Linked DNA regions of Mus musculus: all the other regions are linked to region 3. A link is a loop called in an ENCODE intact Hi-C map of the cell type or tissue named here. Cell type or tissue: left cerebral cortex. All regions are shown on one strand. Links, peaks and the distances in the headings refer to the core of each region. The heading gives the core; the rest is flanking DNA. Region 1 has its middle 210 kb from the start of Sec23a. Region 2 holds the start of Gm40428 (a long non-coding RNA gene). Region 3 has its middle 140 kb from the start of Gm40427. Region 4 has its middle 6.6 kb from the start of Gm30687. Region 5 has its middle 200 kb from the start of Sec23a.

Evidence for each region. Peaks named below come from ENCODE experiments on the same cell type or tissue, not always from the same donor. Only the 100,000 strongest peaks of a DNase experiment are listed, where the experiment ranks them.
Region 1: a loop joins it to region 3, with 2.8 times the contacts of the local background. A loop is called at or near these places in 2 of 42 quality-filtered maps.
Region 2: it touches region 3 in a loop (2.1-fold over the local background); 2 of 42 quality-filtered maps call a loop at or near these places.
Region 4: it touches region 3 in a loop (2.1-fold over the local background); 3 of 42 quality-filtered maps call a loop at or near these places.
Region 5: a loop joins it to region 3, with 2.2 times the contacts of the local background. A loop is called at or near these places in 2 of 42 quality-filtered maps.

The regions. Positions count from the first base shown.
Region 1 is chr12:58,799,211-58,805,830 of GRCm38, forward strand. No RefSeq gene overlaps it. Among named protein-coding and RNA genes, the nearest start is that of Sec23a, 210 kb to the right of the region's middle. In left cerebral cortex, for the core only: a CTCF peak has its summit at 3,414 (motif pointing left); a DNase peak (open chromatin) is centred at 3,390.
Region 2 is chr12:58,439,162-58,445,781 of GRCm38, forward strand. All of the region lies in intron 1 of Gm30687 (a long non-coding RNA gene), which reads left to right. It overlaps Gm40428 (a long non-coding RNA gene), which reads left to right and starts at 2,840. Exons shown (of 2, transcript XR_872782.1): 1 at 2,840-3,556. In left cerebral cortex, for the core only: no CTCF peak of the experiment used is centred there; DNase peaks (open chromatin) are centred at 3,003 and 4,095.
Region 3 is chr12:58,649,990-58,656,609 of GRCm38, forward strand. No RefSeq gene overlaps it. Among named protein-coding and RNA genes, the nearest start is that of Gm40427, 140 kb to the left of the region's middle. In left cerebral cortex, for the core only: no CTCF peak of the experiment used is centred there; DNase peaks (open chromatin) are centred at 3,502, 3,897, 4,850 and 5,663; H3K27ac peaks cover 2,331 bases.
Region 4 is chr12:58,426,991-58,433,610 of GRCm38, forward strand. No RefSeq gene overlaps it. Among named protein-coding and RNA genes, the nearest start is that of Gm30687, 6.6 kb to the right of the region's middle. In left cerebral cortex, for the core only: no CTCF peak of the experiment used is centred there; DNase peaks (open chromatin) are centred at 3,176 and 3,462; H3K27ac peaks cover 1,529 bases.
Region 5 is chr12:58,809,730-58,816,349 of GRCm38, forward strand. No RefSeq gene overlaps it. Among named protein-coding and RNA genes, the nearest start is that of Sec23a, 200 kb to the right of the region's middle. In left cerebral cortex, for the core only: no CTCF peak of the experiment used is centred there; DNase peaks (open chromatin) are centred at 3,250, 4,581 and 5,114.

The DNA of each region.
Region 1 (6,620 bases), core at 939-5,938, 150 kb after region 3:
CACTGATGACTTTCTGCGCCTCCTCTTCTTTCCCTTGTAGGAGACTGCTGAGTCTATACCCTCTGGGCAAGCATTTCACAAAACTGAGTGCGTGCCTGCTCGTGTTTCAGACCTCTTCGCAGCACAAGAGCATTCCCCAAGGGGGGTTGGTTTGGTTTGGTTTGGTTTGGTTTGGTTTGGTTTGGTGTGGCCCAGTTAGAGTAGGTATGGCCTTGTTGGAGTAGCTGTGTCACTGTGGGCATGGGCTTTAAGACCCTCACCCTAGCTGCCTGGAAGTCAGTATTCTGCTAGCAGCCTTCAGATGAATATACTGAACTCTCAGCTCCTCCTACATAATGCCTGCCTGGATGCTGCCATCCTCCCCCCTTGATGATAATGAACTGAACCTCTGAACCTGTAAGCCAGCCCCAACTAAATGTTGTCCTTTATAAGACTTACCTTGGTCATGGTGTCTGTTCACAACAGTAAAACCCTAACTAAGATATAATCCATCATGAAGAAAAGTCAAGGCAGGAACCTGGAAGCAAAAACTGAAGAGAGGGGCTGGAGAGATGGCTCAGCAGTTAAGAGCACTGCCTGCTCTTCCAAAAGTCCTGAGGTCAAATCCCAGCAACTACATGGTGTCTCACAACCATCTGTAATGAGATCTGATGCCTTCTTCTGGTGTATCTAAAGACAGCTACAGTATACTTACATATAATAATAAATAAATCTTTGAGCCAGAGCAAGTTGGGCCATATCGAGCAGAGGTCCTGAATTCAATTCCCAGCAACCACATGATAGCTCACAACCATCTGCACAGCTACAGTGTGCAGTAAATAAATAAATAAATAAATAAATAAATAAATAAATCTGAAGAAGGAGGAGGAAGAGGAGGAAAGAAATTGAGGAGTGCTGCTCTTTGGCTCCCCATAGTTTACTCTGCTTTCTGTTTTCTACAACTTATAGGGGCCAGGTCCTCAAATAGAAATCATTAATCAATACAATTCCCTACTGACTTTCAGTCAGGCAATTGGATGGAGATATTTTCTCCATTGAAGTTCCTTTTTCCAGATAAATCTAGCTTGTATCAAGTTGAAAGAAGAAGAAGAAGAAGAAGAAGAAGAAGAAGAAGAAGAAGAAGAAGAAGAAGAAGAAGAAGAAGGAGAAGGAGAAGGAGAAGGAGAAGGAGAAGGAGAAGGAGAAGGAGAAGGAGAAGGAGAAGGAGAAGGAGAAGGAGAAGGAGAAGGAGAAGGAGAAGGAGAAGGAGAAGGAGAAGGAGAAGGAGAAGGAGAAGGAGAAGGAGAAGGAGAAGAACCAGCTAGGATAGGCACAGTTTTCTGAGGATCCTGGGCTAGATCGATAACCAAGTATTATTGCACATTTTGGGTTGTTTCTCATATATGCTGCAGGCAGCTGTCTTGCTCATATGCTCACCATTACAATTACTGTCTCTCAAACATGTTTAATGCCATTGCTTCTTTCTGCACTCTTGCTTGCCTATTCAAACCCAATCATTTCTCATTCTTTCTTCCCTTTCCCACCCTCCAAAACAAAACAAAAACCAAAAAAAAAAAATCTCAATTGTGAAGTAGATGGACACACATTTAAAGACATAAGCACACATTTGAACATAGCCAAAAATAAACATTGATAATACTCTAGAAGCTACAACATGCCCAGTTCTGATGTAAGTTCCACTTCCCAGGAAAGAGAAGTTATTTCTTCAGGTAACTGACAAAGTCCATCAGTGCTTCATCAAAGTAACAGGTGCCTTGGAACTGTCCCCTCCTGACACTCTGCAGGGGCTGTCACTTACACTTAAACCCAAAATAAGGCCACAAATTTTACACAACTTAGAGCCAAAAGATTCCCCCATACATTCCATCTCTTTTGTCTAGAAAACAGCAAAACTACCAACCACCATAAGAAAAGGAAATGAAAGTTGCTTCTCACAGCAGAAGGTGCCTTAGATTTCAGTGTCTCCCTTGGGAACACACACCAATACAGGGAAGATTTAGAGCAACAGGTAACTGTCCAAATAGCAGCTTCAAGATGGATAACCCTGCCCAGATCTGCAATCAACTGACTCCTCCTCCTGAGAAGTACTTCTTTTTCCACTTTATCAGCAAAGTGTTTACAACATCATCACCAAGCCCAACTCCTGGGGTAGACTGACAGGTATTGATTTACCTTCCTGAGGACCACAGGCTTCAGTGAATCATACTTATTGGAAACTGAACTTTAAATACTCATAGCTCTAGAAATAAACTGTGAGGTTCAGACTGATTCTTTCTTTCTAGGCGATGGTGATTTACAAATGTCCACCAATTTTGACAATCAGGACATGAAGAGTGAAGAAGGTCTCTCTATCTTACCTTTCCCATGTTTGTCAAAAGAAATTCTCCCTCCCCTCCCCCACCCCTCTTTATGTGTTCCTGTGGTGAGAGAAAGTGAATGTGTGTGAGAGAATATATGTGTATAAGAAAGTGTGTGGGTGAGTGAATGTGCGTGAGAGAACATGTATATGAGAAAGAGTGTGTGTGTAAATGTGTGAGTGTGTGAATGCATATGTGTGCATGTGTGTGTGCATGTGTGTGAGCGAGTGTGTGTACATAAGAGAGTATTTGAGAAAATGTGAGTAAATGTATCTGAGAGAGAGAGAGAGAGAGAGAGAGAGAGAGAGTGTGTGTGTGTGTGTAAGGACAGGGAGTAGCCAACTGGAGCCACTGAAATACAAGGCAATGGGACCTGAACCGTCTGGGAAGTATCTGTGCTGATGGTTTCATCTAATGAATGTATCATATGTTGGCCACGTGTCCTAAGCCACAGCATAAGCTCCACTAACCATCGGCCTTTCTCGTTTTTATTGTGCAATTCTACTCTAGAAATTCAAGCTTACATTTTGGGGTAATAGAAAGCAAGATCACCAAACTTTGTATATCATCTTTGTCAAACCATTGCTCCTTTTTAACTGCTTTAGGAATTCTTCCATATCTCTGTCCTTATGTTCCTGGTCACTGCAAGCTCATTTCAAATGTGACTTCTCCAGGGAAATCGTATGGGTTCCCCAGGTCACAACAGAACCATCAACATCATTGTTGGCGTACACTTGGGAAACACGCCCCTTGTGTCTTTATTTCCCAGTGGTCTGCAGGGAGGATTTTCCCTTCGAGAGTGACGTTTCTACCGTGTGGCAATTATAAGCGACCAGTGAATTTTTATTAAATAATGTTTTTCATTTTTGCTCTGTTGCCCCAATCTTCTGATGGGAGGACTTCAAACTCATGACATTTCATGAGAGACTATAACTTTCCAGTAAAATTCTGTGCTTGCAGAATTGTGAGCTCTTACAGCAGCATTCAAAGCTCTGCCAACTGTTCCAGAGCATGTGACAAGACTGGGTTATGTCCTGGAAGTACAGCGCCCCCTGCTGGTAAGGTTTTCAGCAAGCACAGCTGTGGTGCCTACAGGGCAAAGAGCCCCTTTGTGTAGAAACCTTAATGCTTCTAACTCCCACACCTTGCTAGGCACCAGATCACCGCGTAGTCATAACTATTTACAGACGATCACATGTGAAAAATATTAACTTTCATTTTACAGTCCATGAAGATCAGATGGAATACCAGCCAGGCAATAATCTGGTATATCTGTGTCATTGGGAGGTGTTTGTTTGTTTGTTTGTTTGGGTTTTTTTTTAATATGGAGCACTGAGATGTTTGAAATTTTTGCTTCACTTTCATTAGGTTCATAACTTAAGGTATCATGCCACTAATTTTCATAAACACCCCATAACTATAGCGGAAAATATAGAACCTTAATTCCTGCAGGGTTTCCTGATCCTACATAAAGCAAAGAGCTTCAAACAAGTTATGTCACCATCTTCCATCTTACAAAATTATAAAAAAAAAAAACTCATTTACTCACCTAAACATAATAATATATTATGTTAAAACAGCATGGCACTGTGTGCCTGTATGCCTTTGCGTACAGGTAGATGGTTATGCATACATATAGGTGGTATGTCTCTAATGTTATGAATAACATATTTCATATTCATGTAACTACAAGACAAAAAGTCAAGTTTCTCCTAGCTATAAGGAACCTTATAATATTTAGTAAATAACATGTGGCGTCTGCAGGCACAAAATGAGATGCTTGGCCAACGTGGGGAACTGTGACTGAAAACTGAGAAGCAGCCATGTCTGGAGAAACTGATCAGAATCTCACTCTTAAGGAGAGTTTGGAGTGTGTCACAGTTTCATATCCTTATCCTGGACCACTTCTAGCCATCCAGAGCAGCCATTCCTTGACCACTTCTGTGTTGAAACTAACATCTTGTGAGAGGAGATGGAAATCTTTTTGGAATCTATTAACTTATTGGACCATTGGCTTCCACCAACCCAAAAGCTAAGAATGTCATGAGATAGCAAAGATCTGTGGCAAAGCTTCCCCTATCTCTCCGCCTTTCAGATGTTCCCACCAGGGTATTTTAAACTTGCCCTGACTCACGCCTCTGTTCTGTAAACTTTAAAACATCATGAAACAAACTGCTTCCACACTGGAACGTGGAATTTGAGGTAACCTAAATCTGCCTTCCTGGACCGCGGTCCCTCAAAGTGGCTCCAGAATAAACTCTTCTCTTACTCCATTTAAGAGACGAGTTGTGGGTTTTACAGCGACAGGAATAATCAAAATGCTAATGATTTTCTTGAGTGGATGGCCAATTTTTAAGCTACTCCTAGTTCAATTTTTGTATCATTTATCTGGTTTCTATTTTTTTTTTTAAATAACCACGAACTACATGGTAATGGGAAAAGAAAAAAAAAAAAAAAAAACGAAGAACAAAAATGTCATAGATAGTGTTGCCAAGGGAAACGGACATAGATAAGTCCTAAACTCAAAATTAAAACTATCCTGCCTTGCAAGTAAAAGGGGTGCCTTCGGATGCAAATGTCACAGAGAGAAGCCTATTCCCAGTTGCCAATTACAGGAAGAAACATGCTGAGCCCTAAGGCTGTCCTCCCTGGAGCCACAGCTCCGGTTGTCTCTCCCAGACAGGCCCTGTGAGTAATGGTTCAGCCTCATTAACCTGGCAATTAATGATTAAGCCTATCTGCTCTTCATTAGGAAGCCAGTGGAGTCTGTCCCACTGTTGTCCAGGAAATGGGACTTAACTGAATGGCTCCTTGAACTGTTCCCCACCCCACCCCCAAAATAAAAAACGGAAGCAACGCGGAGACCCTTGAGTACCCTAATGGTGCTCAAGGAAGGGGGAAATCGGCCCTAAGCATTTGGCAAAGAAAGCCCAGCAATTTTCTTTTTAATTATTGAGATAAAAGAGTGAGCTTGATTTCATTTAGCTGTTCAAATAGAAATCTATTTAAATATTTAAACAGAAAAGCCTTCCTGATCTATCATCCTGCCCTCCTGTAACAGCTACGGCCTTTCCACGGAGGTAAATTTTATAGCGGATTTGGTTTGGGAAACTTCTATTTTATGGGTTCGAAATTGATTTCCAGAGCCTTGAGTGGAGGAAAACACACACGCAGTTGTGTGTTTGCTCTGGGGGGTAAGTCCACACTGTCTGCAGTACAGCGAAATCTCCTGCTGGTAAACAGCGCAGGGTTTGGTGTTTGGATTGCTTCTCTTTTATTAGAGATGTGTTCCTGATAATCCCTTTCATGAACCATTAAGGGCCCAAACCTTCCCTGAATGTCTGGCCTTTGCTCCCTTCTCCCCGAGTTTCTTCCGGCACCATTTTCCTCTTCTCTTATTTGGGCAGATAAAATTCAACCGGAACACAACAAATATTTGTGATGTTGTGATGTGCCCCACCCCCCATGATTTAACTCCCTCGGCAGTGTCTCGGTCGGATCTGTACACAATCTTTCCACTCACATCTAAGACAAATCTCTTCTCTTTCTGGCTCCAAGAGTCAGGCCTCTTGGCGTACATCTGCAATCTCTTCCTCGACAAGAGAATCAGGAACTCAAGGGCATCCTCAGCTACGTAGCAAGTTCAAATCCAGCCTGGGTGACCTGGACTGGGTGATCTTAATTCATGTGACAACATCCCAATTTCACTAAAGAGAGAGGTGGGAGTGTTACATTTAACTCATCCGTCTCCACTCCTGACAGCTTTATTCTACCTAGAAGGGCCACCCATTTCTTTGTCCAGCACAACCCTTCAACCTTGAGATTCTAGCTCTACTGTCAATGAAAGCTGATGTCAACTGAAGTGACAGCCTGACAATTGCTCCCAGTTGCCTTGAGCCCCATTCTCTCACTTTATAGCACAATTTCTCATTTCTGTATTGTTTTCTTCCTTTAAACAACACTACCAAGGGAACAGACTGTCTCTGATCACAGTGTTCTCCATCCCTAGTGTTCATAAGTAATAAATGAATAGGGCAGCCCTTCAGGGCCCGATTTGTTTGTATACTTTCATGTGTACAATAAAGAAATGAACAGATTTAAAAGGACATTGTGTGAGCATCCTCGCTTTACCGCACCATGTGATAAAGTCGGAACTGAACAAATACTATTTTAATCAATACTCGGCTGAGTGGCATTTATTCATATTTCTGTAGAGAATAGTGTGAAAGCAGCAATTTTCACTTCCTGGTTCCTCCTGGATAA
Region 2 (6,620 bases), core at 924-5,923, 210 kb before region 3:
AAAATGTTTCCTCCTGATTCTTTATTATTAGTTGTAGTATTAATATTAGTATTAATTTTATTTACATGCCAAGTGTTGCCCCCTTCTGCTCCCCCTTGTAGAGTTCTTCCCATCTCGCCTTCACCTCTGAGAGGGTACCCCTCTACCTCAGGTATCCCCACTCCCTGGGGCATCAAGTCCCTATAGGATTAGGTACATCCTTTCCCACTGAGGCCAGACAAAGCAGGCTCTACCAGCAGCTGACTGAGATAGATGCAGATACTCACAGCCAATCATTGGACTGAGGTCAGGAACTCCTATGGAAGAGTGAGGGGAAGGATTGAAGGGACTGAAGAAGATGCCAACCCCATAGGAAGAACAACAGTGTCAACTAACCTAGAATCCTTGGAGCTTCCAGAGACAGAGCCACCAACCAAAGAGCAAACATGGGCTGCTCTAGGGGCCCCTGCATATATGTAGCAGGGGGTTGCCTTGTCCTCCTTGTTCTTTTGGAAGATTCAGTGACAGTCTGATGGAAGACTGGTGGATACCCATGCCTCTTTTCCAGGGGCTTGGCATGCAATCCTCTCTGACAACTGGCTATCTCAGAGAAAAGTACAGGAAACCAGGGCATCTCTATCCCTGAACCAACTCTGGTCCCACTTTCCTAAAGGACCTTAACAGCCTTTCTGGCAAGGTACAGAATTTTTTTTGTTGTTGTTTTGGTTTTGGTTTTTGCCTGATTTCAGTTTCATAGAAGAAAGGGTAATGTACAGAACTATTTCAAAAATAATAATGGCTTAAATTGTCTGAAAGAATAAAAGTAAAAGGGATTCCATCTTTCCTCACATCATTCTAGGCGTTCTTACCCAAATTCCGAAGGCTTTTGAACTTTGATACCAGAAATAGTCATAGCATCGAAGCCACTCATGGTACCAACTACCAATCTCTACTGAGATGGTTACCCAAGAGAAACAATTTGTAGAGCAAAGCTTTCCTCTGCTTGTGGTTTCAGGCCACAGTCAGTGAGCTCCATTGTGTTGGTCTTGAAGCAGAAGGTAATGGTTGTGGGAGCCTGTGGTAGACAAGACAGTGTCTTCATGACAAACAGGAAGAAAGGAGCCAAGGGAAGAAGGTCAATGTTTCTAGGGAATGCCCCTAGGCACTTCTTGAATGTAGGCTCCTCTACAATGCCCCCAGATCAAACTAGCTCCCCAGAGTCCATCAAATATCAATCAAGTCCCTAACACAAGAGCCTTTAGGGGATATCTTAGATTGAAAGCACAAGAGAGTTATTTAACCCTAACCAAGCTATAAGAGTGTAACTAATAGAAATTCCAGCATATAGGGACTGTCTGACACAGCACACACCCTTACGGCTACCCAGCATCACCCTCAGTTTTCTGCCACCTTGCTCATGCTGTACTGCAAGGCCAAAAATGCTAGATACTGATTTTCCAGATTTCTCTTGCCTTCAATCCAGTACTGCATTGTATAATGAGAAAGCTAGTTCTTTGGAATTCTAAGGCAAAAACATTTCTTCCTTGATACAGAAAGAGAGACAGCAAGAAAGCTCTGTCCTCTGTTTTTCTGCTGTAGGTCTGTAAAGATGAAATCATAGAGGGCTATTTCAGTCCCAAGGCAACAGGTCCAAGAATAAGAACTGAAACACTAAGAGTGGTGCTAGACAAAAGAGTCAGGGAGAGGACTCTAGACAACACCCAGCCAGAGACTGGACCTTGACTTGCTGTGACCTCTCTCTGTTTTTAGTGGCCATCTGATTTCAGATAAAAGCACTAAAGTATCAGGCTTTTCTTTGTGACCCTGAAGAACTATCCACATATTTTGTTTGGCCTAGATATTTTAAAACTGTAGTGAAGCATTTTAAAATCACATATTTTACAAAGGGAAACTTCCTTGTTTCCTAAAAAAAAAAAAAAAAAAAAAAACCTGGCAAAATCTTGGCCACAGGTGGTCACAGTTTTATCCAATTGGTTATCAAATACCAAATGGTCTGAAAACATTCATTAAATTGACATTATACAGACTGAGTAGGCTATACATGAACACAACATATATGAACACATATATATTCCTAAATATTGAAACATATTTATATATTCCTAAATATAGGAACACACACATATATAATTATATATAATTTATTATATATAATTTATAATATATAATTATATACTATATAATTATATAAATTATAATTTATTATACAATAATAAATATTTAATAATATATTAAATAATATTTAATAGTATAGTAAATATATTTAATAATAAATAATAATTTATTATATACAATTTATATATAATTTATTATATATAATTATATATAATTTAATTTAATTAAAACTGAGGCCATGAATTTGAAGTGGAGCAAGGAGAGGTATGAGATAGGCTAGGAGGGAGAAAAGGGAAGGAACAAATGCTGTGGTTATGATTTCAAAATTTAAAGGAAAAAATTTAAAGTAGAAAAAATAAAAATTAGCTGTCTAACTTTTCCTTGATGTTTCCCACAGACTTACTACTGGAGCCTCTCCTCTGTTCAGTCAGAAAATAATAGAAGTCTGTTTTCATAAGTCAAAATTCATGAATCCATTTTTCCCTGTAAAAGCTCAAGTTCCTGGTCTAAAACTGGACATTTTGGATGACACCTCACAAACTCTTTTATTTCTTCTTAAAGATTCATTTTACTTTTTAATTGTATGTGGGTGTGTTAATTTCAAGTATGTGAGTGTGCTGTGTGTGTGTATATGTGTGTGTGCTCTGTGTGTGTGTGTGTGTGTGTGTGTGTGCTGTGTGTGTGTGTGTGCTGTGTGTGTGAGCTGTGTGTGTGTGTGTGTGTGTGTGTGTGCTGTGTGTGTGTGTGTGCTGTGTGTATGTGTGTGTGTGTAAGTACCAGCAGATGTCAGAGGCCTTGGGTTCCCTGAAGCTGGGTTGTCAAGGGTGGCTGTAAGCCAGGGATGTGGGTGCTGGGAACCAAACTCAGTTCCTCTGCGAGAGCAGTTTGCTCTGACTCACTGAGCCATCTCTCTAGCTCCAAAAGCTCCCACACAAAAGCTCAAAATTTCTCACTGATACTATGCAGTGCACACCGCATAAAGCCTGGTTAAAATGTAGGACACATACACAGGCAGCATCCATACCCATGAGCTGTGTGTTTATATATTCAAACTACATGGATCAAAAATATTGGGGGTAAAAATTTTGTCTTTGCAGGAAAAAAAAGGCTCTTATTTTGCATCAGGTGCTAATAGTTTGGCAATTATTGAGATAGGAATTATATTATACTCATCATGAATAGATGATTTAAACTTTTACTGCATATAGATATGTATTGAGTATATGCAAATATCATGAATTTTAATACAAGAGTCTTAAGCCTCTCTGAATGTGTGTTTGCTCAGGATGGATTTGCTTTGGGAACCAGTCGCTCCCTACATACGAACACTGTATGCGGCCATGGATTAAAGTTTGTCCCTGGGTTTGCAAAAGGGTGGTGAAAGACAGACTCGATTCATCAAAATGTGCTGGGTCATCAACCTCATTAGTATGATTGAAAGGTAAATATAAGCTTGATTGACCACAAATTTAAGTCCCTGTAAAGAACGGAGTTCAGTGGAGGAAAGGGAGTTTATTACTGCTCAACAAAGAGTAACTTGGGAGTGTTCAGAGAGAAAGCTTGAGAAATGTTTCAAACGTTCATGGCTGCCATATCTTATCCATAGCAGACATTCTCACTGTGCAGTGTCCCAGAGCAGCTAGCCCTAAAGCTTCACCCAGAGAGATCACAAGGCAGTGTTGGAAGAAATATGACAGCAAGCAAATGGAGCAGGCCAAAGTCAGCATTTGTGTTGGCTTGCCATAATGTGTCAAGTACCTGAGATAAACAGCTTACACTGAGGAACAGGTCTGTTTTGGTTCAGTTCTATGAGTTTAGACCATTTTTCTTTTCTTTCTTTTCTTTCTTTCTCTTTTTTCTTTTTGCACCCTATTTCTTAGCGCCTGTGGCAGTACAGAACCTCATGACAGGCACATTTGGCAGAGGAAATTGCTCTCCTTACAGCAGCCAAGAAGCAATAAAAGGAGCAGCCAGAGCCTCCGTTTCAAGGACATACCCATATGACCTAATTTCCTTCAACTAGGCCTTACCTCTTAAGCAGCAGTTCTCAACCTGGGAGTTGCTACCCCTTCCGGAGAGCAGAAGCACCCTCTCACAGGGGTCACATGGCAGATGTTCCCATTACAATTCATAACCGTAGCAAAATTACAGTTACGAAGTAGCAATGAAATAATTTTATGGTTGGGGCTCACAACATGAGGAACTGTTTTAAAGGATCAGAGCATAAGGAAGGCTGAGAGCCACTGCTCCTAAGGCGTGTGTTACTTCTCAACATCACCATAAGCTAGAGACGAAGTTTTGGATGCTTCCAAACACAGTAGTGTCTCAGCAAGTACTCTGTGAGTGCTGGAAGCTGGGATGGTACTAACATTTCCTCAGTTGTAGTTTCTTGCCACAAGTAGGCATGGAAGACTGCTTGTCACTTAGCACCGTTGTACTGAATCTGTTTCACCTGAACTTCATATGAGATGTTTTAAACTTTTTAAGCCATCTAACCTGATGTTACTACATAATGAGAAGCATATATATACATACACATATATATACATACACACATATATATACATACACACACATACACGTATATATATGGAGAGAGAGAGAATGTATATAATTTTCTACCTTTATTACAAATGCTCCTCAAAATAGTTTCATCCATTTATCACAGTTTGCCTATATGGAGTAATTTGTCATTCAAAGGCTCCTTTGTTGCCATAAAAATAGTGTAGAAATTAAGGAAGAACAAAATATCTGCACTATTATAGTTAATAAAAATCTTAATGATAAATACAGAAAACTACTAAATGCTCAATTTTGTGGTAAAATTGTGCTCAGGTCAAATCAAATGGATATAAATATGAAATAATCTATATGTATATAAATATAGATGATCACACAAAGTGGCTCAATCTTTGTATATCTTTATATATTTTAAATATGCAAAGAAACACTTATAAAATTGACATACTCTCATAATACATATACTAAATGTTGATAATTTGGCTATTTTAACTTCCTAACACTTAAAAGTAATTTGGGAAAACATGATCTAGAGAAATCTTTCAGGAAATATTACTGGTAGAAATTGAATTCATACACTGCATTTCCTTAGAAAACATTTCGTTTATCAAGCAAAATTATTTTCTGCTTCATTTGGCCCTCCTGCTTCCCTAACACAGGGTTTCCTGTTTGCCTCTGTCTTGTCGTGACTGTTGTATCTGCTGTATTAGCTGTTGCCGGTGATAATGATCATAACAAAGATAACAATGAAAATAATTTGCTTTGTTCTCTCTTTTGTGTTCAAGTTTCTAGAAGATGTCCACAGTAATAAAACAGTATGAATTGCTACAATTAGTCACACTTAAAATTATACACACACATATCATTAAGTTAAAATAGTGTTTATGGTAGTTTCCAGCAGTTAAATGGGAATCAGGTGCCATTAATAACCATGGCACTTAGGTAAAACTCTTCCATCTAATTTAGTTTTGTTATCTTTCATCATGGATGTGGCTATCAATGGATAAAATAACTGTAATCTTGGGAATGTTTTTTCTTTTTCAAGATTGTAAATATAGATCTTCAGATTAAAGTAGCAAATGACTCCTAAAACAGGTATATAAGCTAATTTACAGAGATTAATTCTGCCGAAGCTGAATGACAAAAAGAAAACTTTCGAAAGAGAGCAATATTGGAAGATGGTCCTCTATAAATAGGACGTAGCGTACAGAAAAGCCTCTGCTAATGCCCAGAGGTCATACATTCACAGAGCTGGACCTCAGTGCTCACAGAAACAGTACATCAATTCACAATTCTACACCAAATGCAATGTGGGCACAAGAAACACACTTCCATCTCAACCAAAAGAAGTAGTGCTTCCTTCCACTATACCCATACTTAAACCCTTGAAGGGAACATTTTAGTAGCTCATTCCCATAACTCTGGTCCCTGAATGTTGCAGTAAATCTCTCCAACCCAAATATGCCCTAGCAATGAAAACACAACACAGTTAATATTACATTCTGTACACCTAGATTGGGCGGATCTACCACTACACTACCATCTTCCACACCTTATGAGACCCCTTAGAACTTATAGTTTCTCCAGGCCATGTGCTTCTGCTCTGCTTTCCCCCCCCCCTCCCTCCCCCACCCCCTCCTCCTCCTCCTTTGAGCCCTCTTCCTCTTCCATTTTCTCCTTCTCCCCCCACCCCACCTTCCCTTTTACCTATCCAATCATCAGCTCTCCTTTATTTTACAAATTAAGGTGGGAAGCAGGTTTATAGGAAATCACCTGAGTGCTGACTCATTCCTTGTTCTCAGCCACACTCAGGAGAATGGAATTAACATCAAATATAATTAGCCCCAGGGCTATCTGCAACAGTGTCAAGTGGAAGGATTAGAAGTTTGAGGACAGCCAGCCGGGAATACCTAGTGAGTTGGAATACAGCCGGAGCAACTGGAATAGCAAGACTCTGTCTCAAAAACAAACAAACAAACAAACAA
Region 3 (6,620 bases), core at 817-5,816:
GAATGTACACATTCAAGGTCTGGTGCCTCTGCTGACAGAATTGCAAACACCCAGCCTAGAGGGCAATGACTGATGGCTTCTATGGAATTGAAATCCAGCAGGGTGTGAAGTAGGTATAGCACCTCTTCAGCATCTGCACTGTACAATCACCACATTGAAAGGTAAGTAAGTCCCATGCAAGCTTTGCAGATATTCATGAGCCAAACAGCTTTCTCCTGCACAGTCTGGCTATGCCTAATATAAGAACGAAAAACAACATGAACTTGATTATCTGAAAACAAGGAAAAAAGTGGAAGATAAGGAGGGTCATGTGATTTACCCTTCACCATACTGTAGAAAAGGGGAGGGTGTGGCGACAAAGGAGAAGGGAGGAAACATGTGCCGTATGCATGCAATTAAAATTTCTAAAAGAAACCTGGTCATCGCAAATATCTGTATGAGCAAAGCTCCCTGGGAATCTCCCGAGACCTTGGGAAGCTCACTGGACACCTTAGCATGTGCATCCCCCCAGTAGGGTTGGTAAGAGGGAAAGGGAGCAAAGAGCTTACTAAGCACTGCCACGTACTATGTGCTCTCAAGCAAGATCCCCTTGAGGAACTGTAGTTGGTAAGTTTGGAACAAGCAGGCTCTGTTCTCTCAAGTCCCACTGTGCTGAGGAGCAGTCCCCTCACATGCCTGTGTGATCCATGCGGCATACAGAGGTTGGAGGAATGTGTCAAACAGAATATATTTAGCAGTCTTCTAGAGAGGTGGTCACAACAGATGATGTAAATCTCAAACGCCTGATTGGACCATTTTAAGGAACAAATTGGTTAAAAAAAATTAGAAACCATCAAGAGTGATTAAGCCCAAATTGATGCTGAGGCAGCAAAAAAAAAATGTAAAATGTAAACTATACTATTATCAGCTACAGTCCTGATGCCCCAGTTAACAATATACTATTATTAACTGTCATCCAATGCCTTGCTTCAAGTCACCAGGTACATTCAACCTACATAACTCCATCTTTAAACACTTGGACCTACATCTCTTCATATTCTCCTACCTTCAGCCACCATTTTTTCTCTACTTTTGTATATTTGACTTGGTGTTTCAAATCCCACAATGTGTTTAAGAACACACAATGGTTTGCTTTTTTCTATGCAGTATTTGACTTAACATAGCAATCTCCAAATTAATATATGTTGATACAAATGTAACACTCTTCTCTTTCAACCCTGACCATTATACATACTACAAAACACATAATCATATATATGCACACACATATAGATATTTTTACCCAATCACCTGTCTATGGGCACATATTGTTACCATATCTTGGTTGTGGTGGACAATGCCATGACCAAGAGGGAGTGCAGATCATTCCACAGAGTCAGTTCTATTCCTTGGGTGTGTATCTAGAGGAAGGGTTGCTCATTAGGTTGCAGCTCTATTTTTCAGAGTTTGAGGAAGCACCATTCTGTTTTGCACACTGCACTGGTACCAGTGGCATTCAGGGGTGGGACACAGATCAAGACCCACCTCCTGCTCAGAACGGTTGAAGCTACTGATTCCAGTAACTCAGGTAAGGTGCCACCATGGCAGGTAAGCACTTCATTGATGCCAAAGGAGCAGGAAATTGGAACTGATATTCTCTCTGTTAGACTTTTGCTGAACAAAGTAAATGTAGTTCTTTAAGAGAAAGGAAATCGATCCTACAAAGGTGAATTGCCTGCCTCTGTAACCATCTGTGTGCCACTGCGCCTGAAGTCTTCACAAAGATGGCAGGCCTGTAGCTTTAATTGTTTTAAGATTAAGGGCTCTTTCTTCCTTTAACTTAACAAAGAGGGAATCTACTTTCACAAAGCTTAGAATTACTTATCCCAAATCCTACAGGGGACTGTGGTCCAGGCCTCCCAATTCAAGCCTCTTGATCGGACACATTTCTGCCCTTTCTCCTGAGATGGGCCACTCCCCAAATGCTCATTAACCATTTCACTGGACTTAAAAGCCCAAGTTCAACTTACTTCCAGGTAAGAACACTTACCAAGTCCCCTGTCTTTAAGCAACAGCTTCCACTTCTATAAAAAGAAGACGCCCTTTTCCAAAGCAGTCATAGGATCTGGTGAGAACTTGCATGTCTCAAGAAATAATGTAGACATTTAAGGTATTAACTTATGCTGTTAGTGTTGTAATTCCTAAGAGTAGATGGAAGCTATGGAGATGGGATTTTAAGGCTGAGTGAAAAATGTACTGACACTTAAAGCCAGACTAAGTTTCAGGGTAGACAACTTATTTGTTCAATTAACTTATGAAGTTCACTTTCTATCTCACAAATCAAAAAACTCATCACTATGGCTGGAATACTTATTCCCACCACAGTTCATATGTTAAAATCCTAAGCAAGAGGGTAATGATATGAAGTACGGTAAAGCAAATGAGTGGCTGGGGGATTCCTCAGTGTGTAAGAACACTTGCTGTGTCAGAGGACCTGACTTCAAAGTCTCAGCACTCTGGTGGGGGATGGAGACAGGAGGGTTTCTAGGGCTAGCTGGCCGCCAGCCTAGTCCCAGGTTTAATCAGACACACTGTCTCAAAGGAATAAAGTGGAAAGTAGTAACATCTGCTAGGCCATCCTCCCCCACCTTCTGTTCACACACGAACACACACACACACACACACACACACACACACACACACACACACACATACACATACACACTCTCTCACATACACACACACACACACATACCACACACACAACACACACTCTAGGCCATACACACAATACAGACACAGCACACACACACAACATACACACTTAGATCACACACATACACACATACACCCCATACAAACAACATGTACACATAGACCACACAGAAACACAACACATACATATACCATGCACACATAATACACATTCACACATAGACCATACACACATATAGCATGCACTTATAGACCACACACACACACTCACACACACACACACACACACACACACACACACACACACGTTCAATGATGCTAATTCGCCCCATCCTCTATGTGAGGTGGCAGCAGAATCGTGAAGTGCAAAAGGGGCTCTCGGGCCCACTGTGGCACAAAAGGGGCTCTCAGGTCCACCGCCATCAGCACCTTCACCCTGATCTTCCTTGCCTCTGGAACTGTGAGAAATGAGTTTCTGTTATTTCTGAGCTACCTAATTTGTGCTGTTTTATTTTAACAGCGCAAACTAATTAGTACCCAATTCATCCATCCAGCTAGACAATTTTCTAATCCTATGAACAAAAAGGAGACAGAATTGAAGAGTCCAGCTTTAGCCCGGTCAGTCATTTTGCTTCCCCTACAACACAAAACAAGTATCTGCCGGGTGCAGAAGCTAGCGGCTGTCCAAGCTTTGTCTGCACCCCCATCCACCTCTATTCTGTGGACTATTTGGCAGAGCAGAGGCACAGGGCAGCATTTCAGGATGGCCATCCAGGAACACGGTCCTCTAGCCCTTCCCTGGCCCCCAAAGCCGAGGCAGAACAACAGCCAAGGACAAACAGCCCCGGGTTACTCAGATTGCAGGGTCTGAAAGGGCCAGCAGCTGTGGCAACAGCAGCTTTCAAAGCTAAGGCTACCATCTAGCTGCTACTCACTTGGGTCAGCTTGGAGGAAGGGCTTGTTGCTCTCTCTGAAGGTACGGCAAGACCTTTGCAAATCATCTTTACAGCCCTCTTGCAATTCAGAAACCTATAGAGCTTGTGAGTAGTAGTGTCAGAAAGGGAATACAAAGACGATGCCACCCTAAAAAGCATTGCTTGTTGTCTTGGCTAAGAACAAACTTTATACTCCTTTTTTTTTTTTCTGATATTTTTAATAATCTCTTTACCCACGAGCAACTTGGAGCTGATATTAGGTTTTCTGTTTCCAGGGGTTGCTAGGCAACGTTTCTAGGCAGCTGGCGTTATTTCCATAGTAAGCGAGTCATGTTCTACCACAAAGACCATGCTTTGAAAACTAGATTTTTCATCTATCATCTATAAACCCACTGTTTTAATACTAGAGGGCTTTATCATAGCTAAAATGAGATTCAGCATTTGATACTAGTCACTACAAAGTGCTTTAGCATGGGGTCCCGGGAGAATTCTGCTCTGGTAACTCACAGACTAAAGAACACACTAGTTTTTACTGGTGCCCAAAGTCAACCATGGTCAACAAGATGCATCAAAGACTGTACATGTGCAGAGATTTGTTTTAAATACATGGAAGGGATTGGTAAAAGAGAACTTTAGAGGTTTTGAACTGTTCTTTTTCTTTCTTTCTCTCTCTTTCTAGAGTTTTTTAAGATTTTGCTTTCAATTTTTTTATTTTAAACTGGGAAGAGAGTAGGCCTTTCCCAGTTTTCCTTTGTCTTTGCTTTTAAAAGGTGTGATAACCCTCTAATGCCACAGAATCTACTTGTGTTGCTTTTTAATTAGAAATATAAAATATAGCATCATTCTATATATTTTTGCTATGTTCTAATTTTGATTCTCTTTAATTGAATGCTAACGAATGCACGTGGGGCTGCTTTCGATTTTTTGTAATGTAGATTTTTGTCTGGAGGATTAAAAATTTTGAAAAGGAAAGCACTTGAGAAACCATAGGGAAGGTCTCTGCTGTTACAGAAAATTAGCTCTTCACAATAAACATGTTAATCAATATCAAATGAAATTATTTCTCATTCTGGCTCCAGGCCATTTCTTTGGAGCTAGGCAGCTATTTCCAGTGCTGAGCCCTCTTCCCCTCTGAAAGGCCAGTGGTGCCAAGATTCTTTTCAAAGAGTCACATCTCCTAGGTTCCAAGCATCCTCAGAAATGTCTTGTGCACAGAATCATTTGCAGAATTTTCTGAAGCATAAATTCACCCACTCTCTTTCCACCAACATAGCATATGTTGAGAGCTAGCAATGCTTGTCGCTTGCTCCTAAAGAAGCTAAAAATAACACTTAGGTGTGTTCACTTTTAAGTTTCAAAAACAAACCCTTCTGGAACCCCATTGCCTCTCTCCCCAATTTATGGGGCTTCAGAGAAGGTTGCTTCCAAGATAAACTATTTACATCTGATTCTCTTCTGACTGAATTGTATATGGGAAGTAAACAGGTGGGTCTGCAGAGATGTCTCAGTGGTAAAGAGCATTGGCTGCTCTTCCAGAGGACCAGGGTTCAATTTCCAGCACCCATGGGGCAACTCATAACTGTCTGTAACTCCAGTTCCAGATGATTAGACAACCTCACACAAATATACATTCAGGTAAAACACCAATGCACAGGGGAAAAAATAAATTTTAAAATAGAAAGAAGAGGTACAAGATGAGTATATAAAATATAAGATGAAATTATCTTTTAAATGTATATGCAATCTGGTTTTGCATCTTTCTCAAACTGGAGAGAATTTTACAGAAGCAAATAGTGAGTGTCTGTACTCTTAACAATAAGACTTTTTCTATCGTGGACAATTTTTAAAATTAGAAAGATATTCAAATGCAAGTAGCTTAATTCTGTGTGTGCTTAAGCACCTGTCACAATTAGAAGTATTTCCTTTTCCTACTAAACCAGTTTGCCTTCAATTCATTCAGTAACCTTGAGGCCTCTCTATACACAAGGTAGTCTGCCAGGCCCCTGGGAAGCAAAACCTTCAAGTAGCCAATGGCCCAGGGAGGAAATGCAGAAGGCCAGACAGTACAGTGATGTGACCAGAACTGGCCACCAGTAAATGCAGAGAGCTGGAAAGGCAGGGCTCGGGGGAATTCTCCCTGAGGACATCGCTAATGTGAGACCTAAAAAGACAATGGAGTTGCCCATTAAAAGGTGAGAGGTGGGGGTGAGTGGAAAGACCTTAGACATCAGCGCCTCTACAGAAGGAAAGCAGCAGCTCTGTGCATCTATGAGTGCAACGTCCTTCTTTTAAATCACCTGATCTGTGCCCTGTGCCATATGGATGTCAGCATCTCTTTCTTTTCTGACATAGTCATAAGAGATGAAGGCTCATCCTAATGGCCTTACTGTAGCTTCCTTACCTCTTTAAAGACCTATCTTCAACAGTTACACTCAAAGGACATGAGAGCTAGGACCTCATCACAGGCCCTCGAGAAACACAAACTCAACTCATAGGATACTCATTAGCTTTAAAGGTAGCGACTAGAGAACTGGAGAAAGGACAGATGGCCAGAGGACACAGATGTGTTTCTGGAAGTGGGGGGTTCAAGGACTCTGAGTGCTGCTAAGTATTAAGCCACCACTGAGGTACATAAAATATATTGGAATTGGGGGTTATGAAGGCATCATGATTTTGGAAAGAATGGTTTAGAGTGACTTTGGGTGCCAAGGTCACCCTTCCTAGTTCATGAAGTATCCAGCAGTACAACAAGATCCATGGCAGTTCATCTGGGAATAGAGTGGAGAAAGAAGAGCAGCTTCCAATGAATATTAATCATCATAACTTTTATTATATAAAATAATTTATGTAGTCCTTAAAGCATAAGCTAAAATGTCTATTCGTACAATGTCCCTTCTCGAGCACAGGTTCTCTCTCTCCCCCTTCCCCTCCTCCTCTCCTTCACCCCTCTCTTTGTCTGTGTGTGTGTGTGTGTGTGTGTGTGTGTGTGTG
Region 4 (6,620 bases), core at 554-5,553, 220 kb before region 3:
ATGTGGAACATAAGGTAATAAAATGCAAAATACCATCCATCCTCTGAGTTCATTTAAAAATTCCATGGCCAGAAAAAGAGTTGCATCAGATTCAGTGCAGAGTCTCTCCACCCCCAAGGTGAATGCTTTTTCTAAGGCGACACGGGGGCTCTGAGAGGAATGAACCATTTGAAATGAAAATGCCCCCAGGGAAATGATGAAGAATGAGTGTTAAAATAAAAATGTTCTCAGCTCTCTCTCTCCCTTTGGTGTAAGACAGGATTCTATAAGCTCTGCCCCCTGACCATTATAAATAAATACACAGAGACGAAGTCACTGTCATACAGATGAGAACTGCTGTTTTCCCTATCCTGATTCATCTGATTCTCATCCCCCAAATAAAATAACCAACTAATTTAAAAAATATTACTTTTTGTAATAACAGGATTGTACAAAATCCTTATGATGTCCCTATCCAACCAACACAGTAGGCTTTCAATAGCTAACGTGCATGGAATGGCACAAATAAAGTTTATACTCTAACCTTCTTTAGGAGTTATGACTACCAAAACCCAGGCAAATGGAAAGCTTGATTCTGCTGACAGTTTAAAACTGTGGGGTTACAGAGGATGCCACACAGACGATTGTGTGTCCTACAAGTGATAACGTGGATATCCAGTGTTTATGAAAATGACAGGACCTTTCTTGGCTCTTGGATGTACTTTGAAGTCAGAAGCCAAGGTGCTTAATGAACATTGTCATGTAAACTTTCACTGACCAGTGGCCTCCAGGTTATGAAGTTCATGGATTATGGATCTTGGAGTTAATAAGACGTGGCCAGCTTTGCTGGAGAAGGGATGAGCTGGTCAGTCCAGTTTCCATTTCAGGTGTCCAGTTGCCCTACAGGTTCAGTCACATACTCAGTGTGGTTCCCAGGAAAGAGGGACTCCTTTAGGGGGAAGAGATAAGGGAAAACCTTGCTTCTGGCATCCCTCACCTCTGGCTAGGGCAGAAGCAAAGGCGTTTTGTCTTAAATATTTCTGGCATCTTTATCCTCTGGCCAAAACAAGGCTGGCCATCCAGGCTGGAAAATAGAGGAAAAACAAAGAAACAAACAAACAACCCTTCATTTTTGAGTCTTTACCCTAAAACTGCCTGGCTATTTTCTGTCTTATCCTTATTATAAAGAACTTCTCTTCTGGCTGCCAGTCTCACAGGGGATGCAACTCCAGCCCCTCAGGCCCACCCAAAGGAGGATTCATTTTAGATCTTGAAAAGGAGTATTAGTTTGTCCTTCTCCAGTAGTACCCACAGAGGGCTTCTCACCCCAAGACACTTAGTTTGGTTCAGAGCTTCATGGGAGCCTAAGGAAGTGCATGGATCCTAAGTAAACTACTCCAGCCTTACTATGGCCTCATTCTTGCCTATTTCCCTGTTTATTGAAGGGCATTATCTATCTCTAGGTGTGATATTAAGGGTTAATCTTGATTATCAATTTGATAGAATTTAGACTCATTATGGGCACACACTCCTGGGTGATTGTTTTCAGAACAGTTTAACTGATGGTAAAATACATTCAATATACGGATGGAACCATTGCACAAGCTTGAGGCCCAAACTGCTTAGAATCAAGAAAGAGGGTGGAACATCAGCACTGATCTCCAATTGCTTCCTGACTACACACACAATGTGACCAGCCATCCTCTGTATCCTTCACCATACCTGCTCTCTCCACCGTGATGAACTGAAACCTCAAATACTACAACAATAATGATGAGAAAAGTCACTGACACACTGAGTCTCAGTCTGGGAAATTGGAACTTGGTAATTGATTTCAACATCACTTGCTGCTATAGAACACTGTTTTCTGAGCACAACAGACATCACCATCTCAACGAGAGCAGCGGTGACTACCCACAAGAGACCCTCAAGATTAAGCCTATTGGTGTTCACTTACAAAAGATCGGGGTGGGGATGGTCATTAGACAGGCATCTGAGATTCAAGCCACCCACTCCTTCCTACACATTCCTCCAAGCTGTAGGTGTACATAAATTTCCTTTTTTTTTTTCTTTTTTGATTGCACTGATCTTATAGACTCATGAGATGATATAGTCTGCAGAGTGCACAAGGTCAGATGAAGAGCAAAGGATTTCTTCTATGTAGCTGAGGGCACTCAACAGGCATGATGGGGTAGAAAGCTTTGGGTCATCTATACTATAAATAAACCCTCAAAGATGCTAAGTCACCTTGCCTAGTTGTAAAGGCCCTGCTGTCAATTGTATGGAACACACGGGTGTCTAGGACTGATCTATTCCAGAAGGTGAAGCATTGAATTGGTCAAGAAGAAAGACACCAAAGAAGAAGTGTAGCTGATGTACCATGCCTCGTGCACATGCTGCACCATGCCTAGTAAACCTGATGCACCATCCATAGTGCACAGGAAACAGCTCTGCTTCCCTCACTCCACAGCATCTGCCTTTGAAAAGGAGCTGCGGTCTTGAAATAAGGAATGGGCAAGAGAAAAAGCAAGAGGGGAATGGACCAGAAAAAGAAAGAACAAAGGAAGATGAGAGAGCCAAGGAGACACAAAGGGGGCATGGTGGGTAGGAACTGAAAGAGATGAGGAAAAAAAATCTTCAATAGAAGCCAACTAATAGACAAGGAAAAGGGCCACGTCTATTCCCAACAGAATGAGACTGATCAGAGGAAAGTGTTAGTAGATTGTCACAGTGTTCTGCCTCATGCTACATAAAATATTAGGGACAGGACAGCTGATATTTAAATGCTTAATAGATTCTCAGTCTTCCAAAGCATGGAAAGAGCAGTGCCCCATGATGCACGCACATAAATAAATTAGGGAAACTATATGGTGTTCTGAGTGACTGGCTCTCAGTGAGGAGATAGAAAGGCGCCCTTGTCTCAGAGCCAGTGATCTTTGAAAAGGCGAGAGCTTTATGAGAAAATGCAAATGACTGATTCATGTGTATTTTTGGAGGGGGTATCTGGCATTTTAAAGAGTGTCTTGGTATTAAGAAGGCTAGACACAACATGAAAAATCATCCGCAAATGACCACGCTGGAGTAGAATGTTCTGACATTTTCCAAGAGCTCGTTTTTTTAGAACAATCGCTCTGTGTGTGCACTTCTGCAGAACTGCCCATGTTGCTGAAATCAAGCCCTTCTGGGATTCAATAGATGCACTATTTTTACACGTGCAAACTGTACAGGCTTTCTAAAATAAAACTGCTGGGCTAGAGACTCCATTATCCTACAACTTCCACAACTGAAAAATATCTTCTCTAGCTAGTAGCAGATTGCCAGCTGATGAAGGAATGAACAAATACAAAGGTATTGCTTTGATTTTTCAGAGCAGATCAAATATATATATATAGCCCTAGGAAGAAAACACTCCCAAGCCACTGCTTGTCCTGAATTTCTACCTACTTTGCTGTGGGATAGGGGTGGGAATGGTTCCAATCCATCCCTTTTCATAGTTGTTACTTACTAATTTGACTCACTGTGGGAGAATTCCAGTAGCAGATGTCATTCAGTTAGTGCCAGGTAAGGCTTTAAACATTTCATATGTCTTCACTCGCTGATAGACTGATTTTACCTGGCACCATCAAGGAGCGCTTGGACTCCTACTCCTAATTGGAATTTTAACAGTTATAGCTTCCTTCTAGGGTGACAAGAAATAAGATAGCAGAGAGAAACTAAGCTCATCTGTCAAGTCAGATCACACAAGTAGGTCAGAGCACACTGGCCCGAAGCCTTGGACAACTCAGGAGGCTGAGTGATTAAGATGCCTGATGCTGACATGTGAATGATCCCAAGGCTAGAAAGGGTGATATCTCCCTCAAGGCAGGGATTCCCAAAGGATGATCCATACAAGGGGGAAAAAAAAAGAAAAGAAACTTAAGCATTTGAGAATTAAAGACACTTCTATATTGTACTCCAACACACTTAGCTGGAGAATAATTTATAAAATATGTTCTAAAGCTTTTATAAATAAGCTCTCCCAAGGGTATGTCATGTAGGAAGCTATTGGTCTCAACCTACTAAGAAATCATTGCAGGGTTTCAATTAATGAATTAATTCTTAGTATGAAAGAGTTCTGATAAATCCATGAGGTATCTTGCTTGACTTTGGAAAGATGACAATATCTAGAACATTTTTAAAGAATGCCCTTACCTTAGGTATATGCTGGACACAGTAGATAGAGAAATCAAGAAATCTTCATTCCCATAACAACTAAAACAGAAAAGTTATAACTACTTCAATAATTCTAGTTATTCAAAGAAAAAGAAAACATGAACACTATTTGCCTTATTATCAGCAAATGCATGGGCTTTTTTAGAAAAAATTCCTTGCTGTAGAATTTTCTTAAGCCACAGACCTTTATAGCCACACACAGGATATGTACATCACAGTTTAAATGTATATTTTCAATGTGATAAATGTAATTTTTCTTTCATTGAAAGTTTGTCCTAACATTCTTATTCTGCTAGATTAGACTAAGGTCCGTGCTCTTCAAGATCTTCTCTGCTGTTTATAAAACAAACATTCACTGTGGTATGTATACCTGTCCTCACTGCTTCTAAATATACACTCTAAAGAGTAGAGGAGACAATACAGGCATCTAGTCGATGCACAGAGGATGGCTAGAATTTGAATGGAAGTCAATTGTACAAATTTTCTGCTGTCCCCTCAGAGGAATGAGAAGAAATTGCCATTGGAGTCAAATCTCTAGTTTCTTAGCAGCCGTGCTTCACTGTGACCACTGAAGGAAGGTTCTGAACGGTGGCGGCTCACTGCCATCCCAGGACTGTGTTCCTACAGGGACTCAGCAGCAGAACACTAGAGCTATTTCCTCTCCAAACATCAGGAATTGATGTCCCTTCTCCTGGGGTTTCTATCGGCTTTTATTACAGTGGTGATGTGATGGGTAGCGCTAGCCTTGCAGTGTGATGGGCAGATGAAATACATTTCTAATAAACGAGAATCTAGTTGGGCTAGAGATATTTTAAATTTACCCAGTAAATACTTGTTTACTTAGAATTATGTTCCTGTTAATGGTGTCAGCCGCAATCAAGCGATACAAGAGATACCAAACATCAGTATAAGATCATTTCAAGCTAATTTGTTTTTCTAAATTTTCTAATGACCTTTACTATAGAATAACTTTCCTTCAAGAAAATTATGGAATGCTTTATTTTATCACAGAAATTTAATGGGCACAAACTACTGGTGCAACAAACAGGAACAGCTTGGTTAAAATAAAAATAATAGGAAAAAAATTTTCCTGTTTTTCTAACACAAGCTAAAACTAAGATTAGTGCAACTATATAAAATACAAGATGCCTTGAGCAATGGACTTAACTTTTTAAATAAAACCTTCTACTGTGCACAACATACTGCTTTCCAGAGAGCTAGGTTTTCAAGCTGATCTTTTTTCACCATCAAGAGTAACAGTATAGCACTTGATTAAAAAATATTTGGTCCTTGTCTTAAGCATGTAAAGTTATAACAGGGATGTAGTCACCCAAATATCCATAGGGTAAAATTAAAGTAAGAGATTCAAATAGAATCAGATATACGAACCTGCAACAGCAGACAGATTCTTGAGAAATTTTGACTGGATGCTCTGAATGTTTCCAAACCAGACTGGAATGAAGCTATTCATGGCAGTACCAAGAGTTGAACAAATGGGAATGACCCATCTGTAAGGGAGTAAATAGATTTACTTCATATTACCTATTCACACCTAGAGGAGAAAACGGAATTTAAAATATATCTACATTGTTATATCTCAATGAAAAAATGCTGGATGAAACAACCAGAGAAACTGTAAATCACATACATGTAGAATTCTATAAGTTTAACACATGTATACAACACACAAGTTAGTTAAGTATTTGTTCCGTGTCTTTAATCCTAGCACTCAGGGGGCTGAGGCAGAGGGATTGTGAGTTTGAAGCCAACCTGGGTTACATAGAAAGAGCCTCTGTCAAACATCTGCAATATTTAAACATATTGTTTATAAAGAGTGACAGAAAAAAAGGGTGGCATGCAATAATATCAGGAGCACATACTCCAACTCTGGCATAGTGATTATCTGTGGAGTGAAATAAAACTGAATTGCATTTCAGTTGTGATTACAAGGCATTGCTTTGCCAGGGAGATAAAATGCACCTGTGACAAATTGTTAAACAGATGTTAAATCTGGAAAATAGCTAGATGGTGGATACTATTTTATTCTTGCTAGTCTGAAATATTATATGAAAAATTAAATGGAAGGAAATCAGTCAAATGTTTCCACCTGGCTTACTATGGTCAGACGGATATATTAGCCCGATGGAAGTAAAGCTGGGTTACATGCTAGTTTTACCACACTAGCTACTTAGTTATAACTTACAAAATACTTGTTCTCACATGTCTCCCCTCAATTTAAGGTAGGGCCCAGCCCAATCTCTATTGTGTTACCATACCATTTGTGACCTTGCCAACCCCATATAAAAATGTAAACACGGACCTGACAAGATAGATCAGCAGATAAAGAGACTTACCACCAAGTCTGAGAAACCTGAGTTTCTACCTGTGGTCTACATGGTGGGCTTAGAGAACTAATTCCAAAAAACTGT
Region 5 (6,620 bases), core at 554-5,553, 160 kb after region 3:
CAAAAGAAGAAATAATCAAATCACCAAACGATCTGAACAAATGATGAGTACAAATTGCCAAAAATTTCATGAAATAATGTTCACTATATTTAACTATCAGGAAAATGCAAATCAAACTACATTGATATTCCATTAGTACATACCTGAAGGAATCAAAGTCACCATGTAGTAAGAGACACTTGCAAACCCATGTTTCTCACAACGCTATTCACAGTAGCAAAGTTGTGGGGAGAACCTGCATGCCCAGCAGTAGGTGGAGGAGCACCTGGTCTATTCACCAGAATTTTGTTCAGACATCAAGAATGAAGTTATGTTGTTCACCAGAGAGTGAGTGAATCAAGGGATTGCTGGGCTAAGTGACATAAGCTAGACTCAGAAAGAAAAATATTTTTTCTCTCATAGGAATTATCTATGTTTTGGAAAAGAATATGAGGGGCTGGAGAAATGGCTCAGCTATAAAGAATACTTGTTTTGCAATTGTGGAGACCTGGGTTCAGATATTAGCACCCACAAAATAAGCCAAGCTTTAGCCACCCATGCCTATGACTCCAGCACTGAAGGAGACAGAGACAGGAGCACCAATAGGGCTTGCTGACTTCCAACATAGTCAGAACTTGATTCCTGAGTTCAAGAAGAGATCTTGTCTCATAGCAACAGCAAATGATGAACGAGGACATCTGCTGCCTTCTTCCTGCCTCCTCACATACACACGGGCATAGGGACTCACCCAAGTAGGTACATACACTCAGACACACATACACACATACATACATACATACATACATACATACATACATACATATTTTTAACTGGCCTATAAAAAAGGTAAAGGGCAAAAGTGTATAGAAGGACTTTGTGGGGAATGGAAGGACCTATGGACACAAAGATACAGGTAAAGGAGGGTAATAGGTAGTAGATATGATCAACGTATGAAGTGGAAATTTCTGGTTTCTTCAATAACTCAGTTGTATCACATGATGTTTTTCTGGAAACTGTCTTGTGAGAGGGCATGTGATGTTTGGTTGAAAACAGACACTTGAGAAGGCACATGATGAATACAAATAGAACCCCACAAAGAGTTAGTGGATGCTCTTGCATTGCTACACTGTACAACACTTCACTAGTCCTCACTGGTCTTCACTGGCTTTTGCGGGTCTTTACTTCATAGAGAGAAATGCACCAAAGACCTTCTCGTGGTAATCCAGCTGATTCTAGTTGCTTCCGCTGACGTGTGCCAACTCTTCAGAGCCTTGCTGTTTCTGTTGGATCTTGTCACCACTACTGATTCATGTTTGGTGTTTGCTATTGAAATGGACTGCTGGTATCCTGACAATGAGGAGTGGAATCATCCCAAGGAACTACTTCTAAACAGGTCCACAGTCCCCTTTTCCTATTAACCTTTTTCTCCTACCTCTGGCCAGTGCATTAGAAGGGAGGTTGAAGCATTTAAGAATAAATAAAGTGCGTTTTGAAAAATCTAAGCCTACAAACATACATTATATCTGCACATGAAGACAGGCAATGAAATCTATCATTTTTACAATTAATTAACACAAATAAAATAAGCATTCTATTTTTTCCCTATGTCAGGCTCTGTACTGTTGATTGGGGCAATAAAGACATGATTCCAGAATAGCAGCATAACTACATTCTCAGCTACCAAGAGACTGAGGCAGGTTGATTAGAGGCCATCGTGAGCTAAATAGCAAGACCCTGACTCATAAAAAAGGTTCAGGGAGAAAGACATACAAGCATGAGTGTGAGATAAAAAGTACACGTTGAACTTCAGCCCAGGTTGCTACCCTGCCACAGACTAGGTCTATAGAGAGATACCGAAGAGAGCCTAAAAACAGAAACACAACAAAACTGCTTTAAAAGTAAGAAAGAAGTCAAAAGAGTTTCACAGACCAAAAACTTTCCTCTGGCTAATGAGATTTTTCTAGGTAAACAAGAGTGCCCAAGGTGTTTGAAGCAGTGAGGCAAGCATGATGTGTTTCACAGTGAGCAGCTTGAAAGTGCTGGAGGAAAGCTGTCTTAGGAGCCAGGTTCCTTTTTAGAAAGGGGAACAAAATACCCATGGAAGGAGTTACAGAGACAAAGTTCTGAGCAGAACCTGAAGGAAAGACCATCCAGAGACTGCCCCACTTGGGGATCCATCCCACATACAGTCACCAAACCCAGACACTATTGTGGATACCAACAAGTGCTTGCTGACAGGAGCCTGATATAGCTGTCTCTTGTGAGGCTCTACCAGTGCCTGGCAAATACAGAAGTGGATGCTCACAGTCATCCACTGGACCGAACACAAGGTCCCCAGTGAAGGAGCTAGAGAAAGTACCCAGGGAGCTGAAGGGGTCTGAAGCCCCATAGGAGGAACATCAATATGAACTAACCAGTAGCCCCAGAGCTCCTTGGAAGTATACCACCATTCAAAAAAAAAGCACATGGTGGAACTGTGACTCTAGCTATATTTGTAGCAGAGGATGGCCTAGACAGTCATCAATAGGAGAGGCCCTTGGTCCTGTGAAGGCTTTATGCCCTAGTAAAGGGGAATGCCAGGGCCAGGAAGCAGGAGTGGGTGTGTTGGGGAGCAGGGGGTGGGCATAGGGGATTTTCAAAGAGGAAACTAGGAAATGAGATAACATTTGAAATGTAAATAAAGCAAATATCTAATAAAAGATTTAAAGAAAACTATGGCAGTAAAAAAAGGGGGAGAGCAATCAAGATGCTGTCAGTTCACTAGCAAGCATAAACTTGAGTTTTAGGATAGGGAATCATATGGTCAATTTGGCCATGGATGCAGAGATGTAAAACTGAGACTCTTTCAATTTATGGGTTGAACTTTTAAGATGGAACATGTTTTATTCTTTTTTTTAAGATTTATTTATTATTATATGTAAGTATACTGTAACTGTCTTCAGACACTCCAGAAGAGGGAGTCAGATCTCGTCACGGATGGTTGTGAGCCACCATGTGGTTGCTGGGATTTGAACTCGGGACCTTCGGAAGAGCAGTCAGGTGCTCTTACCCACTGAGTCATCTCACCAGCCCAACATGTTTTATTCTAATAGAGCTTGTAAGTCAGAAGAGAGGCAGAGAAACTAGCTCTTCTCAGCATCCTTGCTGAAGAAGCAAGGAGAGTCTGCAAGGAGAAGCCAGAAAAAGACAAAAGAGAAAGAAGGAAAAGTCCACAAAGTGGGTTTCAGGAAGCTTCTAACCGTGTAACAGAGAGGAAGTGAGATAAGTTATTCCAGTGCAAGCAGCAGATGGTCTGGGTAGGAGCTAGAGGGATTTGGGAGGGAAGAGGGATTTAGAATTCCAATGAATGAATGGAAGATAAGGAAGTGGAGACAATCCGGATGGTTCATAGAAAACTGGAAGGCTGGAGAGGAACGGAGGTCCTTGAGGCTCTGTTGGTTTGGGTTTTGTGTTTGTTTGGTTTTTGAGACAGGCTTTCTTTTTCTAGCCATGGCTATTCTGGAACTAGCCATGTAGACCAGAATGGCCTTGCACTTACAGAGATCAGCCTGCCTCTGTGTGTGTGTGTGTGTGTGTGTGTGTGTGTGTGTGTGTGTGTGTGTGTGTGTGTAGCTATAGGCAATGAGAAATCACCTAATCTGGATACTGGGAATTGAGCTCCAGTTCTCTGCAAGAGCAGCACATGCTCTTTACCCTTGAGCCCATCCCTGTGGCCCCCAAGACTGTTTTTAAGATGAAGAAATTAAGCATAAAACCAAAGCAGTTAAAAAAAAAGTTCAAAAACAGGAAATTTACAGGTCACCACAGAATTGGAGCATCATAGGCCATGAAGACAGACAGAAATGATATTGTCAGTTGAGGAATTAATCTTGTACTATGAGGGAGGAAAAAGGTAAAAGAAGTACAGAAAAGACAATTCTGGAAAACCAATGGTAGAAATACATATTGTTCACACCATCCAGGTCAGGATGTCTGGAAAAGTGATGGAAGTTGGGACAGGAAAGGAAGCCAATAAAGACACCTAAGGTGGTCACCTGTGGGCTTGAAAGTCTAGAGGGATTTTAAAGAACCTCAGTTGCTTTGATGACATCAATCTGCCATATTCTGAATTCCCTTCCAGTTTCTGTGACCTAATAATGAAAGCCAGACTTCTCCAAATTTAACAGTGCATCTTAATTAGGGTTGGAAGTGCTGGCAAGAGAAGCCTGAGACACAAGCAGAAGAGAGAAGTGCTCCAGTTGGAAAGGAAAAGAAATGGCCAAGGAACTAGAAGTCTTCACAAGTTCAGTGACCAGAGATGGAGGTGCTAGAAGTTAAGATAGCAAGCAACGAACAAACACAATGGTTCAGAGTAGATGAGTTCCTTTGGATGAAGTCACCAAAGTGTAAGCGACCATGAGAATGAGTTTCAGAAGTAAAGAGAAGGTACAGATGGTAACATTGAGATAAAAATTATTCTAAACTGGAGCACTGCTTCTCGGGGCCTTAGTATTTGTTACCTGCCAGGAGCAACCACCCCCTCCCTAGGGAGAGTCTATCGGTGTCTTCACCCATATTGTGCAGATGAGGAAACAGACGCAGAACAGTTAAGCAAGTTCCTTAGATGGAACAGAGACTCAAGCCCAAGCCATCTGCCACCAGAGTCCTCTCCTCCAATGCCATACAGTACTGCTGCTCTCCATAAAATGACAACAATGGCATGTGGAGATCAAGAGGCAGGAAGACACAAGATGAATGGTCATCTAAAATGTAACTAAAGGGTCTCCCATATATCAAGAGAATTCATCACAAAATTGAGTCTCCAGTATTCACCAGTTTGTGCTATAAATCGAGGGATCCTACCTAGTACAACAGTCGCAGAGGCGGGAATTAATTCCTCCCATACTCCCTCCATGAAATTTGCACAAAAGTTTTTTTTATTATTTAGAAAAAAAAACCTGAAATGATATTCTGGTATTCAGCCTGCTGGCTAGTAGAATCTTACATTAATTGATTCTATAAAAATCTACATCCCAGCAGCCAAACGTGTTCAGCTGAGAAACAACTGAACAATTCACTGCAGAATCAAATGGTTCCACACACAAAGGAATAAATAGATGGTAAAACAATAGTTAGTTTCACAGACCATCTGGACAAGCTAACAGGCTGCATCTGACGTCCGTCAACCTGGCCATCCTAGAAGTTCCTAGATTGTACTCTCTTGGAACATCCTGAGAGGATAGGATAAAATCAGACTCATTTTTCAAACCAAATTTTAAATGTGTGCCTACATGGAAGAGCTTCTCCTTTCTCAGATATTCAACTATATCATGCCACATTTGGCCAACAATTCCTAACAACATTTATGAGAATTATGCCAAGAACTGCAATTCAACTGACTGCAGCACATAAATTCCCCAGGACTGAGTTATCGGTGGAAGTAGAGCGTCAATATCATGTCATAGCATGCTTTGTTCAATATTTGTGGCAGTAAACTTGAGGATGAACTATGGCATGCCATAATTTTTCAGCATTAATAGAGGATAGAGTTGCCAGCATTTAAGCTTTATAGCCTCTTTTTAAATGGCAGTTAATGATTTTGTCAGTTTTCTGCCAAAAAATTCTTTGTAGGAAATATCTTCCCACTTTACTTAGCCTGTAGAAGTAAACTGAGAACTTCACTCCTCATTCTCTACAATGTGAGTTACCAAAACTTGCCAGCTATCCACGAGGACGTCAACATTGGTGTCCTGGTAGGAAACTTTGGCAAGCTGGGTCGCCTTGGGAATGGGAGGCTTTAGCGTGATTTCTGCCATCACTAAACTAGATGTTCCTTTGAAATGCTACATAAATTATCTTAGCCTGTGTCCATAGCATATAGCTTCTTCCCCCACTGAAGCATTTATTACAGTGGTCCATTTATCACAAAAGCTAAGACAGTCTCATTTCCTCCTGCTTATTTTAATTTGACTTCTGAGCAGCACATAGCCCAACTGGCTCCTCCCTTGTTTTTTTAACTATTTTTTATTAATTATTTTGTTTATTTACATCCCAAATGTTGTCCTGCCTCCCAGTGCCCCCTCCCCTTCCCCTCTGAGAAGGTGCTCTCCCTCTGGAATCCCCCTACCTGGGGCATCAAGTCTCTACATGGATTAGGAACATCCTCTTCTACTGCGGCCAGACAAGGCAGTACTCTGCTATATATGTGCTTGGGACCTTGTATGCTCTTTGGTTGGTGGCTTAGTCTCTGGGAGCTCCCAGGGATCCAAGTTAGTTGACAATGTTGGTATTTCTGTGGGGTGTATCATGGGTATTCTGTACTTTTTGGCTAAAAACCACTTGTTAGTGAGTACATACCATGCATGTAATTTGGGGTCTGGGTTATCTAACTCATAAAGGTATTTTCAAGTTCTATCCATTTTCCTGAAAATTCAAGATGTCCTTGTTTTTAATGGCTGAATTGTACTCCATTGTGTAAGTAAGTCACATTTTCTGTAACCATTCTTCGGTAGAGGGACATCTGGGTTGTTTCCAGCTTCTGGCTATTACAAATTAGGCTGCTGTAATCATAGTGGAGCATGTGTCCTTGTGATTTGGTGGACATCCTTTGGTTATATGTCCAGGAGTGGTATAGCTGGGTCTTCAGGTAGAACAGTTTCCAA